2 separate regions of the Homo sapiens genome follow, and region 1 is linked to region 2. The links are chromatin loops, found by intact Hi-C in ENCODE. Cell type or tissue: psoas muscle. All regions are shown on one strand.

Evidence for each region. A loop is a pair of places that touch in the nucleus more often than their neighbours do. Peaks named below come from ENCODE experiments on the same cell type or tissue, not always from the same donor. Only the 100,000 strongest peaks of a DNase experiment are listed, where the experiment ranks them.
Region 1: a loop joins it to region 2, with 2.8 times the contacts of the local background. A loop is called at or near these places in 86 of 110 quality-filtered maps.

The regions. Positions count from the first base shown.
Region 1 is chr1:58,735,423-58,743,422 of GRCh38, forward strand. The region is part of intron 5 of LOC112268263 (a long non-coding RNA gene); the gene reads left to right. Among named protein-coding and RNA genes, the nearest start is that of MYSM1, 39 kb to the left of the region's middle. In psoas muscle, a CTCF peak has its summit at 4,607 (motif pointing right); no DNase peak of the experiment used is centred here.
Region 2 is chr1:59,694,975-59,702,974 of GRCh38, forward strand. The region is part of intron 14 of FGGY (FGGY carbohydrate kinase domain containing); the gene reads left to right. Among named protein-coding and RNA genes, the nearest start is that of MIR4711, 34 kb to the right of the region's middle. In psoas muscle, a CTCF peak has its summit at 4,468 (motif pointing left); no DNase peak of the experiment used is centred here; H3K4me3 peaks cover 3,177 bases; H3K27ac peaks cover 7,907 bases.

The DNA.
Region 1 (8,000 bases), 960 kb before region 2:
AGCCGTGCATGGTGGCACATGCCAGTAATCCTAGCTACTTGGGAGGCTGAGGCAGGAGAATTGCTTGAACCCAGGAGGTGGAAGTTGCAGTGAGCTGAGATCGCACTATTGCACTCCAGCCTGGGCAACAAGAGCGAAACTCCATCTCAAAAAAAGAAAATAGTAATAATAACTACTATAGTCTCCAAGGTTTAGTAAAAAATGAAAACCACTGTAGGTATCTCAAACAGGAATAAATTTTATACAGGAAATTAGAAGCTTACAAAACCATTAGAAGAACCGGCAGAACAAAGGTTAGGCGAGCCAACTGCCAGTGTTCAGGACGTCAGGAAGCGCAGCCATGGCAGGAAGCTGCTGCTAATGCTTTGGGCTGTCTGCAGCAGCTAAATGGGTTATGTTCAAGAGCGTGGCTGGAAGGTACAGCTCCAGAAAAACTTCACATCTGCCACCAGCTGAAAACCAAAATACTGGCTTTTGAGTCTCTTTTGCCTTTCAAATATTGCATGTATGGCTCTAAGCCCTGAAACTTTGTGATATGGGCTGAATGGTGTCCCCTCAAGTTCACATGTTGAAGTTCATACCCCCCAGTACCTTAGAATGTGATTGTATTTGCAGATTTACCTTAATCTTTTTAAAAAGGGGTTAAGGTAAAATGAGGTTATGTGGGTGGGCCCTACTCTAATATGACTGATGTCCTTATAAAAAGAGGAGTTTAGGACACAGATAGGCACAGAGAGAAGACCACATGAAGACATGGAGATGAGATGACCATCCACAAGTCAAGGAGAGACTTCAGAAACCACCGCTTTCAACACCTTGATCTTGGATTTTCAGCCTACAGGACTGTGAGACAATAAGTTTCTATTGTTTAAGCCACCCAGTTTGTGGCACTCTGTTATGGCAGCCCTAGCAAACTAACATATTCTGGGAATAGGGATTTTGCAAGACTTAGTTATTAGGTTTCTAAGGGCAAAAATGGTACTGAGTTGCAAGAGACAATCTGGCACAGTTGCCCTATGCTAGGCTCATGCTGAGGCCCAGTCATGGCACAAAGCACTTCACACATGTTATCTTGTTTAATTTAAGCCTCATATCATCCATCAGTAGTGGGAACCTAGGTCAGATCTAGAAGCAGATCTCTTTGTGCTCTATCTGGTTGCATATGCACTTTCTTTTTTGGTCCACTCAGGGAACATCTATTGATCTTCAAATCGACGTTAGTTCTTCTCGCTCTTCACCCAATGCCAATCTTCTCCCTCCCCACAGAGCCATTTCCTTCTTTATTTTCCCAAAACCATAGCCCATATGGATTTCTATAATAGTACCTATGCAGATTCTATGCATTTTTACATCTATGCATTTGTTTTCTCCACTAAACTCTAGGTTTCTTAAGAGCAGAGACCACATCTTGTTTGCTTTTGCACTTCCAGAGCCCAACTTTGTGTCTGATACATGGTTTTTCTTCAGGGTGTGTTGGAAGAAAGTGGGAGGAAGGATTCAAACCGGGAAAAGACCAAGGATCCTTTCACCACACTGCAGTGTCAGCATCTCATAAGAACACACCCAGTTAATCCAGAATAGATAGGAAGGAAGAATGCTTTTGCACACACACATGCATACAAATGTGAGAGACTTCTCTGGCTTGATGCTAGGCCACTTCCCTTATAGAAATTGGCCAGCAGTGTGACAATTAATTAACTTTCTAAGTAGCTGATCAAACATCTCATTTACTCAGTCAACAGAGTGTTAAGACAGAAGCGTGGTGGAACGGAGAAAAGGGACCTTAGGGAGCTGTGAAGGAGGCTTTGCAAAGCAGATGACATTTGAGCTTGATCTTAAAGAATGAGTAAGTGTGTTATGAAGGGTAGTGGGTCGTGGGTATTCTAGAAAAGGGAACAGCATGGGCCATGTCTGGAGACTTTGGCTTGTTCAGCAAAGAGCAAGTAGTTAGGGGTGTATATATGTTTGTTATGTGCGAGGGGTGGGGAAGAGGAGAGACAATAGGAAATGAAAAACCACAACAAACTTCTTTGTACACAAATATTTCTTCACATTTCAGATAGTCATAGAATGTCTTAGATCTGGGCATGGTTTATAATATCAAAAATTGGAAATGGCCAATGATAGGAGAATGGACAAGTAAACTATGGTGTATTAACTCAAAACAATATTATATAATAACATAATTACATAATTTATTAAAAGTATTAGCAAATACTTTACATAAATGCATATTAAATAAATGACTATTAAATGAATAAATATTAAAAATAATGGCAAAGATCACAATTGCTTTTGCACCAACCTAATTATATAAGATTGTAATGAAGAACTTGTCACTTTACAGAAATATTTTGTGTGAATAATCCTAAGTGAAATAGTAGGATTTGGTGTGATCATATGCACTTAAAAAATAAAATAGGCTGAGCACAGTGGCTCATGCCTGTAATCCCAGCACTTTGGGTGGCCGAAGCAGGAGGATCACGAGATCAGGAGTTTGAGACCAGCCTGGCCAACATGGTGAAACCCTGTCTCTACTAAAAACACAAAAATGAGTCGGGCGTGGGGGCGTGCCTGTAATCCCAGCTACTCGGGAGGCTGAGGCAGGAGAATTGCTTGAATCTGGGAGGTGGAGGTTGCAGTGAGCTAAGATTGCAGCACTGCACTCCAGCCTGGGTGGCAGAGCGACGAGACTCTGTCTCAAAAATAAATAAATAAAATGAATAAATAAAAAAAATAAAATCCTAAACAGAAGGAAAAAAATGGAAGGAAATATTGTGGGCAGTTGTTATCTTTAGGTGATTTTCCCCTCTCATTCCTATTGATTAATTTTTGCACCTAGTTTATTGATAATGAAGATGAATTTATTTTTTATGTATTTTTGAAAAATCCATGTCCTGTCCTAAAGATTTTTGCTGCCAATTCCTTTATGTTCTGTGGTTATGGGACACTGTTTAGCTGTGACCAGAAGAGAAAAGGCCACAGTATCACCAAACCACCAAGAAGACAAAGGCTTAAGAAAGGAAGCCAAAGACCAAGGGGCATTAGGTCCTTGTGATTCCCGTCTCAGAGTGAAAGCACAAGTCGCAGCTTCAGAGGGCTTCCCAGAGCGGAGTGGGCAAAGCCGATGCATCCACAGTGTCTAGGCTGCGAGGAAACTAAGACGGCCAAATCCCACCCACTCCACCCCACCTTGAATTCCTTCTAAAGCTTCCACAGGTTCCTAGACTCATCTTGCATGCTCTCAGCAATAAGTAGTCCTCACAGTTGAGCCAGATCCCTCCAGCCAGTTTAAAAGTTCTGCCCAAATCTACTTTTCAGATGGCCCCGGTCCGGCTATATGGACTCACCCAGAACAAAGCTAACTTTGCACGTGACAACCCCTACTATTCTGACCTCACTAGATTAGGTTTCATGAGACCAGCCCTTAGGTCTGTTTTGCTGTATCCTCAGCACTCAATATGGTGCCACGTACAGAGTAAGCACTTAGGACATGTTGTAGGATGAATGAACAAGTGAAAGAGTGAGAGAATAAATTCACTCCTGAGTCTTCTCCTCTCCTGGCCAAATATCCCCAGTTCCTTCAACAGTTCTGATGTGGCTCCTGGACCTGTCAGCACTTGTTTTAGATATTCCCCAGCATGTCCGTGTTAAATGTGGATTTCAGGAACTTACACAATAGTCCTGGTGTGGTGTGGGGTGCACGATTCACAGGAACCATAACTTCCCTTATTTAGAACAACCTATTTTAATGAGGCAACTCAAGATCTTAAGAGCCATTATCAAAGCCACTAATGGTTAAAAAATCTGGACTATATTTTTAGGGGTTGGGGCCACTGCTATCAATCCCAGCAGCATGGTGTTCCTTTTTGACCATTCAAGACTCTGCCCAATGTTGTGGCAAAGGCAAGGGTAAGGAGTCAAAAGACCTGGATATGGGCATTGGGCTGGTAGCAGTAGCTACTATGGAGTCCCAGGTTCACTCTGGGCTAAACACTGTGCTAAATGTCTCACAAATATGTTCTCAGTTAACGCTTGTTGCAAGTAGAGTACTGTTTTTATCCATTTTTTACAAATAGAGAAATTACCTAAGCTTATTTCTGGCATTTCATTGTGCAGGAATCTCCAGCTCGTCACTCAAACTCTCTGGGCTTCATTTATTTTATCTGTCAAATGGAGATAATAATAATATCTGTCTTGGATAGTCACTGGGAAGATTTATTAAAAGGTTGCAGTGAAAGTAACTGATAAAGCCTATAAACTTGCAATACATTATTATAAAGGCTCCGATTTTCCAGAGCAAAGTCTGGAGACATAGATTTCAATTTCCTCTCTGTGTCTGTGTCTGCCATTCCAGATTGCTGTCAGTTAATGTAACAAATGTTTTCTTCCTTTCTCTAATCTTGGACATTTTTTTAATAGATTAAGAGTAATTACTCCCAAATGGATACATGAAAGCCCAATTTCTGCCTAACATGCATCAAACCATTCATAAATATGCTTTTCTATTTTATTTATTATTCTTCATTAAATCTATTTCAAGTGGAAACAAACAAATCCACTCTTTCCAAGTATTAAATTAACTCAACGCCAAAGGTGTTTCCTGTAACACTCTTCCAGCAGAGGGCACTATTTCTCTATAAAGAGGGTGCCTTAGTTTTCTAAACTGTGATCCTCAGATTTTGAGGTAATTTTTGCAGAGCCTCATAAATAAATTCAGACCCAAGTATTAAGAATTATTAATGAGGACAATGCCGTTTGGGTTTACTTCATGAAAAGAATTTTCAGTTAGTGCAGAAATGCTGATTTTTGCCCTCTGCCATATACGGTCAGGTATCTCCTTATTTAGAAATCACAGAATATGAGAGTTAGGGCCTTACAGATCACTTAGCCTGCAGATCACAAAGAAACTGCCTGCAGGTGAAATTCAGCCCACATTCATATTTTGTTTGCCTTGCAGAAGTTTATTATTATTGTTATCAGACTAACATTAACCAGGAGGGTGCACACAACATATAGATTTCTTAGCATATTAAAAAAAAAATAAATCTGAAGCTTTCACAATGCTGAGCCAACATGCCTCTATGGTGACAACTGGCTGGGATTCAATAAATTTACACCCTTGTGGACAGGACATATGCACACTAGTTCCCCAACAGTGACTTCTCATCCAGGCTGCCCCATTAGTATACATCAATTACCTGGACCTAAAAGCACTTGAGTTTATGACCTGTAGATTCTGGTCCAACTTCTTCATGTTACAGATGAAGACACTGGAGGCCAGAAATAGGAAGGGCCTTGCTCAAGGTCACACCACAAGTGAGGCGCTGAGACCAGGTCTCATTCCCAGGCCTCCCAACCTACGGGGTCACGGTCCTTTCCCACCTCTGGGGTTTCTCAAAATTAAGAATTGATCCTGACTCCTGCCTGTGCCTCTGTCAGAAAGCTTCAGTCCTTTCCTCCTTTACCCTAAGAGGCCAGTGTTCCCAGGCAGGTGGGAGGGCCACAAAGAGGTCCCAGACAGTGTAAAATGCAAGGAGAGGCTTTGGTGGTGGTGGTGGTTGGGAGTGGGGGGTGGGGTCGGGGAACAGAAAGAAGGGGAGAGGGGGCCCTCTACTAGTTCTTCTAGGGCCTTTTTCTTGGCTACTCCTGCTTTCCTAGGGCTAGTTTTGCTTCTCAGATCCTGATTTCTTGGGCTGATGGACAGAACTTGGAGAGCACAGTCAGAGAGACTTACTTTCTTAAAATTTCTGGGCCAGCCGGGCGTGGTGGCTCACGCCTGTAATCCCAGCACTTTGGGAGGCTGAGGAGGGTGGATCACGAGGTCAGGAAATCGAGACCATCCTGGCTAACACGGTGAAATGAAACCCCGTCTCTACTAAAAAAATACAAAAAAAAATTAGCTGGGCGTGGTGGCGGGGGCCTGTAGTCCCAGCTACTCGGGAGGCTGAGGCAGGAGAATGGCGTGAACACAGGAGGCGGAGCTTGCAGTGAGCGGAGATCGAGCCACTGCACTCCAGCCTGGGCGACTGAGCGAGACTCTGCCTCAAAAAAAAAAAAAAAAAATTCTGGGCCTTGGTTTCCTCATCTGTAAAGTGGAAGCATTATTACTTTGTGGAGCTTGTGTAAAAATTTTCTATTCGATAAGAAAAGCATTTGTGATTCATTTGCTTATTGACTGCCTACTAGATGTAGAATGTTTGGGGGTACAGCTATGCCTGAAACATGAGGATCCTAAATAAATGGCAGCAATTATTGGGGAGAAAAAGGAGACAGGCTTCTTGTTATCCTGTGGAGACTCTGTGCCTTTGGCCCTGAGGCCTCCACATTCCAACAGCTCTCCACCTAAGCCTGTGCTGCATATCTCGGCTGCACATTAAAATATCCTGGGCAGCGTTTAAAATCCTTGGTGCCCAGGCTCCTCCTAGAACAAGTAAATCAGAATCCCCAGGGGTGGTGTCTGGTCATTAGTGCAGCACAGCTGGGAACCACTGTCATAAATCCTCTTCCTACCATGACACAGCCTAAAGCCGTTTGCTTTCCTAGGAGCCACGTTGGCCACACGCTTCCTTTGCTGCAACCCCACTCCTGCCCTTTGAGTCTGGACATATTAATGAAATTCCTCTGACCTTCTATTTCTTTTTCAGGAAAATAGGGGTGTAGGGGAGACAGTTGGTAGCCTAACCGGCATCTGTTAGCTCCTTTTTCCATCTAAGCAGAAGGCAGATTTTGGAAGCTGACCACCTCCAGGGGTGAATCTGATTGGCCCAACAGTTATTCAGTCAATCCTCTTTTGTCAGTGATTGGTTTAGGAACGAGACTGTGGACCGAACTCCGTTATATAAGATGTGAAAGGAGGCCTCTAGGAAAAGTTTTCTTGCTCTTGAAAAAGAGGAAGAAGACCATTGTGTGGTGTTTTGATTTGACATGTGGAACTGCTGCCGCCATCTTGTGACCAGCCTGAGGATGAAGGCGACACCGGGGCACAACATGTAAAGATGAATGTTGGTTAACTGGAGTTTTTATTCAATAGAAAATTGAAGTGGCAAGCACGATGAGTAGAAGAGAACTAGAATTTACTGAGTCCCTATTATGTGCCAGACCCTCTGTTAAGTTCGGTATAATATGTGCCAGCTCATGTAATTCTGACAACTGTGGTCTGGCATTAGAAAGTAATCAGTTAGACTCTATTGATTTTTTTTTTTTTTTTTTTTTGAGATGGAGACTCCCTCTGTCTCCCACGCTGGAATGCAAAGGCGCGATCTAGGGTCACTGCAACCTCCTCCTCTGGGGTTCAAGCGATTCTCCTGCCTCAGCCTCCTGAGTAGCTGGGATTACAGGTGCCTGCTGCCACGCCCAGCTAATTTTTGTATTTTTAGTAGAGATGGGGTTTCACCATGTTGGCCAGGCTGGTCTTGAATTCCTGACCTCAGGTGATACACCCGCCTTGGCCTACCAAAGTGCTGAGATTACAGGGCTAAGCCACCGTGCCCGGCCGACTCTGTTGATTTTTCTTTTAGCTCTGACACTTAGGCAAATGCTTTCATCTCTCTAAACCTCAGTTTTCTCATCTGTGAGATAGAAATGATAGAATATATGCATTATGTGGTTGTTAGAAGAATTAAATGAAATAATGCTTGTAAATAATGCATGTAAATAATCTAGTAAATAATTAGGACCCAATGAAAACCAGGTGTTACATATGTTTATCAACCTGTAAGGCAGGTTATTAGTTTTATTATTATTGTTATTGTACTTTTTACATATGAATGGAATAAGAATTACAAGACCCAAGTGGACTTGCCTAAGATCTCACAGTGTGTAAGTGGCAGAGCTGGGATTTAAACTCAAGAATTCTTTTTTTTTTTTTTTTGAGATGGAGTCTCACTCTGTCACCCAGGCTGGAGTGCAGTGGTGCGATCTCGGTTCACTGCAACCTCTGCCTCCCAGCTTCAAGCAATTCTCCTGCCTCAGCCTCCCAAGTAGCTGGAATTACAGGT
Region 2 (8,000 bases):
TGCTAAAGTTTCAAGTACCAAAATTGGGAAATGTTGATGTAAGCCCATAGCCAAGACAATCAAGCCTTAAGCATAGTACCACAAAACAGGTTTGAAAACTCCTACTAATCCTTCCATCAATTCATGTATCTATTTAACAAATTAAAAGAGTTCTATATGTGGCAGTGACTATGTGCTAGATGGTGGAGAAACAATGACAAGCAAGACTAGTATATTCTCTACCCTCTCAGAGTTCTGGTGGGCCTACTGGGGAGAGGGAAAAGTTGCCCACTAATTTTATTGCAATGACAAGTGAAAAGATGGAGAGGACAGGTGCCATGACACCGGGAGCAGCGGCTTCTTACCTAACCTGGTGGGTCAAGGAGAGTTTCCCAGGGAAAATAACTTCTAAGTGGAGACCCAAAGGAGGAGTTACAGCTGTAGGACACATAGGAGCTTGCAACACACTCGCCCATGCATTCCATGTTGTATCCTCATGACAACCTTTCTTGGTAGATGCAATGAGAGTGGTAAAAGTTACTAAGTGGTCATTACGACCTAATGAGTTCCTACTCAATGAGTCAGGCACTGTGCTAGGCATCTTACAAATTTATTGCATATAATCTTGACGGCAATGAGCAGTATCCTCAGTTTACAAATGAGAAGTTGAGGCTCATGGGAGATAAGTGGTTTCCCAACCCTGTACATGTAGTTAGTACAAAACCAGGACTTTCAGATCTGCCTGATTCCAAAGCCCATTACACTGTGGTCAACCAGTGCTGGGCCTGGACCGTGGCTGGTCCATAACAGGGTTTTTACTAGTCAGAAATACGGAAGAGTAAGCAGAATGTCATGAGTTCTTCCTTAAGCTAATTTTTTTCTTCTTAAATGACATATTATCCTGAGATGTCCCCCTCCCAACCATTTGATGTAGAAAGTCCTGTGGGTTTTTTTTTTATATATTACTTGTCAGAGAAAACTTTGAGCTTCTTCTTAGCAAAATAAAAACTTTCTAACCATATGTCAGTCTCCCAAGTCATTTTGGAAGTGTTGCCATCTATGAAATCTAAAAATCATGGAAGTTCTGTGTATGCAACTTTCTAGAACATATTCCTTCTAAAAGTGAGAGAAATATGAACCAGCACATTGCTGTGAGTTCTGCTGGTTCAAAATTGGATGAGTTGCTGAATTCCATGGGCACCAGCAGCCAAAAATGGAGATAAAATAAGATCAAGTGTCATCTTCCAAAATGTACAGACATACCACCAGTGACATTCAGGCATTCTACGTCCTGGTTTATAGACACCCTTTTTCTAAGTTTTAATAGATACTAGAAAAGTACCTAGCATTAAACCTGGGTTTTCATGAACATTTTTCCCTAGAAAATTTTAAAAAGAAAGAAAAGTTTTTTTCCCAGGACTTAAAGAAATATTTTATGACTAATCAATACTATAGGTAGTACTTGAGAAAAGAAAATAATTGTGAAGATAGGACCTGAATTACTAAAATGTGTGAAATAGTACGATAATATGTATAAAAGTGCCTCATGCATAAAAGGCCCCAGTAAATGCTTTCTTCCTCCCTGATTCACATGGTGAGCAAGTGGCGGGGGCCCAGGACTAAACCTCATAGCATCAGACTCCCAGTCCAGTGCTCCTTCCAAGAGGCCTTTCAATTGTTTTCTTTCTGTCTACCTACCTCACACTGTGTCCTTCATCTCTCTGTCTAGCCCCCAGGAAAAGTGCAGCAAGTGCAGGTATTTCTGAAATGACGAGTGGCTCGCAAAAAGGATCTGATGAGTGTTAATAGTAAGCAATGTGTACCTAAGAGTGTAGACACTATTAGCATTTGGAAAAATAGGAATCTGAACTGAGAACTGGAAGGGCCCTTAGAGATCATCCCACACAAACCCTCTTTTTACAGATGAGGAAGTTGAGACCCAGAAACGGGAAGTGCTTTGTGCATGGCCAGAGAGCTCGTTGCTGATCAAACCAGGACAAGCATCCATATGAAACACGCAAATGTAAAATTACATGAAAAAAAAAAACCCTTTACCTCCAGATGTACTGCTTTCCAGAAAAGTGGCGAGGAAATACCACAAAAATACCTTTACTTCAAAAAATTTGAAAATGTTGAAGGTCATGCTTCATATTGTGCCAGGCAAGAGAACATTGTACATAATTGTAAATCACCATTGGAGGAGGTGGTCCTGGTTGTATTCTTTTGTTTGTTTGTAATACACATAACATAAAATTTATCATCTTAACCATTTTTAAGTGTACGGTTTGGTGGTATTAAGTTCATTCACATTATTGTGCAACCATCACCACCATCCATCTCCGGAACTCTTTTCATCTTGCAAAACTGAAACTTTACCCGTTAAACAATAACTCTGCATTGCCCCCTCCCCCAACCCCTAGCAACCACCATTCTACTTTCTGTCTCTGTGAATTTAACTACTCTTTAGATACCTCATATAAGTGGAATCATACAGCATTTGTCTTTTGTTGACTGGCTAATTGCATTTAGCATAATGTTCTCAAGGTTTATCCATGCTGTAGCACGTATCAGAATTTCCTTCCTTCTTGGTTGTATTCTTAATGCAACATAGCTTGTTCTCTGTGATCTGCTGATTATAACCATCGTCGCTGTGAAGACTTTGGCGTGCTTAACATTTTTGTGACTTCTTTCCAGTGGGGGAAATAGATAGCTCAGTTGTGGACGATAGCAGCAATGGGAAGCAGTATTTGAGAAGAAATCAGACTCTCTTCTTCCAGTCTTTTGCAAGTAGGTGACACAAGAGGTAAACAGAATTGCATGCTGTGCCCCTCCACATCACCCCCTATTTTCTTTGTTTCTTCTGCCCAAGGCTTCAGTCAATCAGAGAAGCAATGAGAGTTGAAGATTTTAAAAGTGGGTTTTCAAATAAGACAAGCTTGGGTTCCAGTCCTACCTCTGAAACTTACTAAATATGTGATCTTGGGTAACGTGATTGAACTCTCTGAGCCTCAGTTCTGTAATCTGTACATAGAGATAATAATACTTTTATCAAAAAAGCATGTCTTTTTTTTCCTTCTGATTGATGAGATGCTTTCTGTATTTTTTCTGGATTTAAACATAGTTTCCAAAGTTAAAATATTAATAGTACTTTTCCCTGTCCCATTGGGTTGTTTAGAAATGTAATGTGATATATGACATTTTGGCCTCTCTGAGATGTCTTGTTCCAGCCCAAAGATTATTAGGGAACCTCATGTCATTTGAAAGGGGAGAAAGATAATTTATTGATAAGGTTCTGCATGTCATATGTATCATTTTTTTCTCATCAAAAACACTGAGTAGAACTCTATTATGATACTTGGTCCTTTACTTCATACTTTTCTATCTTCCCAGCTAGTCAGAACCATGCCCACCCCGCAGTTCCCACCCCTTGGTCAGTACCTAGCATTATGCCCAGAAAAACTACAGATGCTTCTTCACACTCCCCTCCAACCCCCACACCCCCATTACCAAAGTGTTTCTATAATGCTCTGGGAATCAGCATCTCAATTCCCCCATGGCCTCATGGTTAAACATACCATTCATTCGACCTCTCAACTGTGACAAAGAAGGAAGCCTGGGTGTAGAAACTGATTTCAGCTCCCCTCTGAAGTTGGGCGTCTCTCTTTGCTGACCACTTGGGAATTTTTTTTTCTTGCTTCTGACCCACCTCTCCCCTTTCTTTTGATAAACAGGACAGCTGTCCCCAAAGGGATGAATCCATTACCTTTCACCAGAGTTGAGTTCGTTTTCCATTTCATCTTTCTGCTTAAAGAGAAAGCCCTTTAAAAGCGCAGCGCATACATTGAGTGCGTGTACTTAATTTTTAATATGTGTGTGCCCACAGCCAAGAGAACAGAGAACCTTAAATAATAATGAAACTGAATTGTACATGTCGTATGTTTTATGTGGCACTGATTCCTAAATATGCTCCTAGCAGCCAGGTATTATTTAATACATCCCCATTAATCAAGCTGCCAAATCTAAATGAAAACCATGTTTAAATATGTTTAATAAGATTATAGCTTTTGGTTGAATATCAAACTAACATAGCTACATTTTTCCTTCCAGCCAGCTCTCATTTACTGTCTTACATTTTTACTCTGAAAGCTTTTGTACTATCAAACCAATCTTGATTATAAAACAAATTATACCACAAACTTTTAGTATCGTGAGCTTCAGCTGAGTCCCTCAGTGTAAATGTTAGGAGAAAGAACAGTTCTGAGATTTTTTTTCTGGCTAAAAAATGATATTTTTCTTCTTCTTGGGGTGAGCCTTTGAGTTTAAAAGGAAATTAAAAATTCAATTAGAGATACTAAATTGTTTGTAGCTTCTGTATTAAATGATGTCTGCCTTTTGCATAGTTATTGAAAGTGTTTCATATTAAATGTACTTTTTCTTTTTGACGGTTCAGGCTTCTGTTAGTTTTGCAATAGTGACACCTAGGGGCTGTAGAGAACATTGCATGGGCTGCTAAAATCTCAAAAACAACCCCTCTGCTCTTTTGCCATGGATAGAAAAAGTATTTGTGGGTCATTGGGGCTGATGGAGAAAGAAGGCAAATGGTACCCTGGGCGAGGTAGGTTTCCAGTTCTATTTACCAGGCTTCCAATATGCAAACAAAAAAAGGAGGTAAATAAAAAGAGGTTTTTATAAAAATAAAGAACTAGCTGAACTTGGAGTAACATACAGTATTCTAGCAGATTTTTAAAGTTATTGATAAAACAACATCATATTTATTAACATGTTTAATTCTCGTTCTTATTTGCAACAGTTTGCCTGCTGTTCTTGCCTTTGTAACAGGCATGTCCCGCGTTGATTGCAGAGAAGTGATGACTGTATGTGGTGCTTTGACTTGTTCTGTGCGAATGTCTCGCTTCTCACATCTCTAATTCTTCTATTTGCCTTGTTCAATATTCTATATCCATATTCACCCTTATAAAGTTGTCATTGAGACTTTTAGCCTATTTGTTCTCTCCACTGATATCATTATTTCTTCTAGCTTCTCAGAGCCCTTACATTTTCTCCATGTTTATATGGCTTGAAGCTTTTAAATTCTTGATCAAAGCAATCATAAATGTGTCTGTTACAAACACATTAAAATTCTTCGATTATATAAAAACTGACAAACAAGTCTTATAAAACTGTTTTTGTACTACATTAAGTTCAAAATAGGTGGCACATGTTTAACTTTGTACACTGTAGGAATTCTAAGAATCATTTCAAAAAGAAAAAGCAAATACAGTGCACAGCAATGCATATAATTCTTATAGATGAGTATTATCTATCTGTCATATCTCTCTGTAAATAATGATGGTGACAATGATGATAGGCAAAGTTTATTGATGTTTTTTATATGCCAAGCACTGTTCTAACCACTTTGCATGAATTAACTCAGTCACCATGGGACAGGAACTGTTATTATCCCAATTTTTACCCACATTCACAGAATGCTTCTGTGTTCCAACAAGGAAACTTCAACAAAGTAGTGCATGAGCTTATCACAGGTCGTGTGCAATAAGAGTTTATGTTATTAGTTTTTCCTTGAACTGCTTGGGAGTCAGTGTCACTTTTCTTAGCCCCATTAGCCTGCCCTCCCTTTGGAGTGTGCACGTCTCCTTTACTGTCTGATACCTGTCTGCTTTCCTCACTGAGTGCCTCTAGCTTTGTCTAGCAACACCTGCCCTCATAGAACTTACATTCAGTTGGGAAGATCCTAAGAAACAGCAATCACAACAAGTAATATTGATTTCAGGTAACAAGAAATGTTACAAAAGAAAGCAAAGTGATATCAGGGAGCAAAAATGGAATGACAGACTGGGTGTGAAGGGCTGGCTTTGTGAGCAGGAGAGAGGCCCTCCTGAGGAAGGGATGTTCGTGGTGAGTCCCAAATGACAGAAAGGACAGCAAGTGCAAAGGCCCTGGAGTGGGAATGAATTGAACATGTGTGAAGGAAAGCAAAAAAAGCAGGGAGGCTGGAATGTGTTGAGTAAGGAGAATACTGTGGGGCTCCTCTCTCTTTCCTTTCTCTGCTGCCAACACTTGTGTTTTCTGTCTCAGACTCTAGTTTCACTGAATTCAAAGAAATGGTTTGGAATTGCAAAATCCTGAGATGTCATCCACTGGGAGTGCTGGGGATAGGGGGACACGTGCAAGAGAATTGGCCTAAGAAAGGTTATACCCTGAGTATCTTCCATATATACCCATAGCCCCACACATTTTTATCTTGCAAAGTCAGTTAAGATGAACATAAGGCAGAAGTGGAATCCCAGCACAGTTCATCCTCAGTGCTCCACAGCACGGAACAGACCTTGGATATCGTACTTCACACAAGTTTGGTGACTCTTTTTTTATGTCTGCCTCTCCACTAGACTGGAAATTGACTGAGGACAGAGCTTATGTCATAATCATTCTTCAGTCATTTTTCTTTCTTGCATTCATTTTATCAGTAAATGCTTCTTGAGTGCCATCTGTGTGCCAACCACTCGTACTAGGCCCATCTATCTCTGCTTGGATAAAATTCCAAGCAAGAAAGATACAGTCCCTGCTCTCAAGTTTCCAACAGTATTGCAGAAGAGGCATACCATAAAATAGCATCATACAGTGTGCTATGCCTCAGCTTTGGGGAGGCAGAGAAAATGTTCCAAAGGAAGTGACAGTTGAGTCCAGTCAGGACTTGGAAGTATAAATAAAGGCGAGTATATGTCTGTATGTGTGTGTGTTTCTGTGTGTTTGGAGAGGGGTATGCATGTGTAGTGGGCCCGAGATGGGAGAGAATGTGTGCAGAATTTTAAACCTTGGGAACAAAGGATTCATGAACTCAGAGGTGAACTCAACTGTGTACTGGATGAAAATGTGAATGAATGAGTACATGAATGTATAAATGAATGAATCAGTGAGTGAGTTTTTCAGAGGCAGCTCATGAAATGGAGATTGTATTAGCGTGTTTTTACACTGCTATAAAGATACTACCTGAGACTGAGTAGTTTAAAAACAAAAAAAGGTTTAACTGACTCACTGTTCTGCATGACTTACAGTCATGGTGGAGGGTGAAGGGGAAGCAGGCACCTTCTTTACAAGGCGGTAGGAGAGAGAGAGCAGGGGAAACTGCCATATTAAAACCATCAGCTCTCGTGAGAACTCCCTCACTACCATGAGAACAGCATGGTGGAAACAGCCCCCATGATCCAATCACCTCTCACCAGGTTCCTCCCTCAACATACGGGGATTACAATTCGAGGTGAGATTTGGATGGGGAGACAAACTATATCAGAGGTATAAAGCCAAAAGGCATTTTTATTAATTTACCCTGAGAAATCACTATTCCAAATTCTGCCCATTATTTCCATGTAGGCAGACTCATATGGAGACCTATATCTTTATCAAAAATGTGCTTGTCAAGTAGATTATTCAGTGACTTATTGGGAGAAAAGGTTAGGCATTCATCTTATTGTAGGGATGGCTTTATCAATGGAACTGCATATAGCTGATGGCCAATATTCATCTTTATCCTGAACATTGCTTAGATGAGAACTATGGGGTAAACAAATGAGTGAAAAAAATAAGTTAAAATGTCAAGGGTGTTCATAGAAGAGAGAGAGGCTGTTAATGTGGTCTAGATGCCAGAGGTGGAGAGCTGGCTTGGAAAGTAGGGACTAGATTCTAGTCTTTGCTGTACTACTCTCTTGTGTGACATTGAGCAACTAGCCATCTTCAAACCCGTAAAGTGGAACTATGCCAGGCAATGTCTAAATTTAGTCTCTATCAGCTCTAGAATTTTGTGTTCATCTTAGTTATACCTGCTGAGGAGGGAGAGGTATTGAATGTGTATGGACACCAGCTGGGCAGCTTCCTCATGGTCCCTGGATGACAGCTTTGTCCTGGGGCACTCAATCCTCCAGAGTACCTTAAGAAGCTGTCCTAATCTGCCATACACTTGGGAGGGTTCTGGCTGTTAACCACCTATGTTGGACACACTGCTGCTA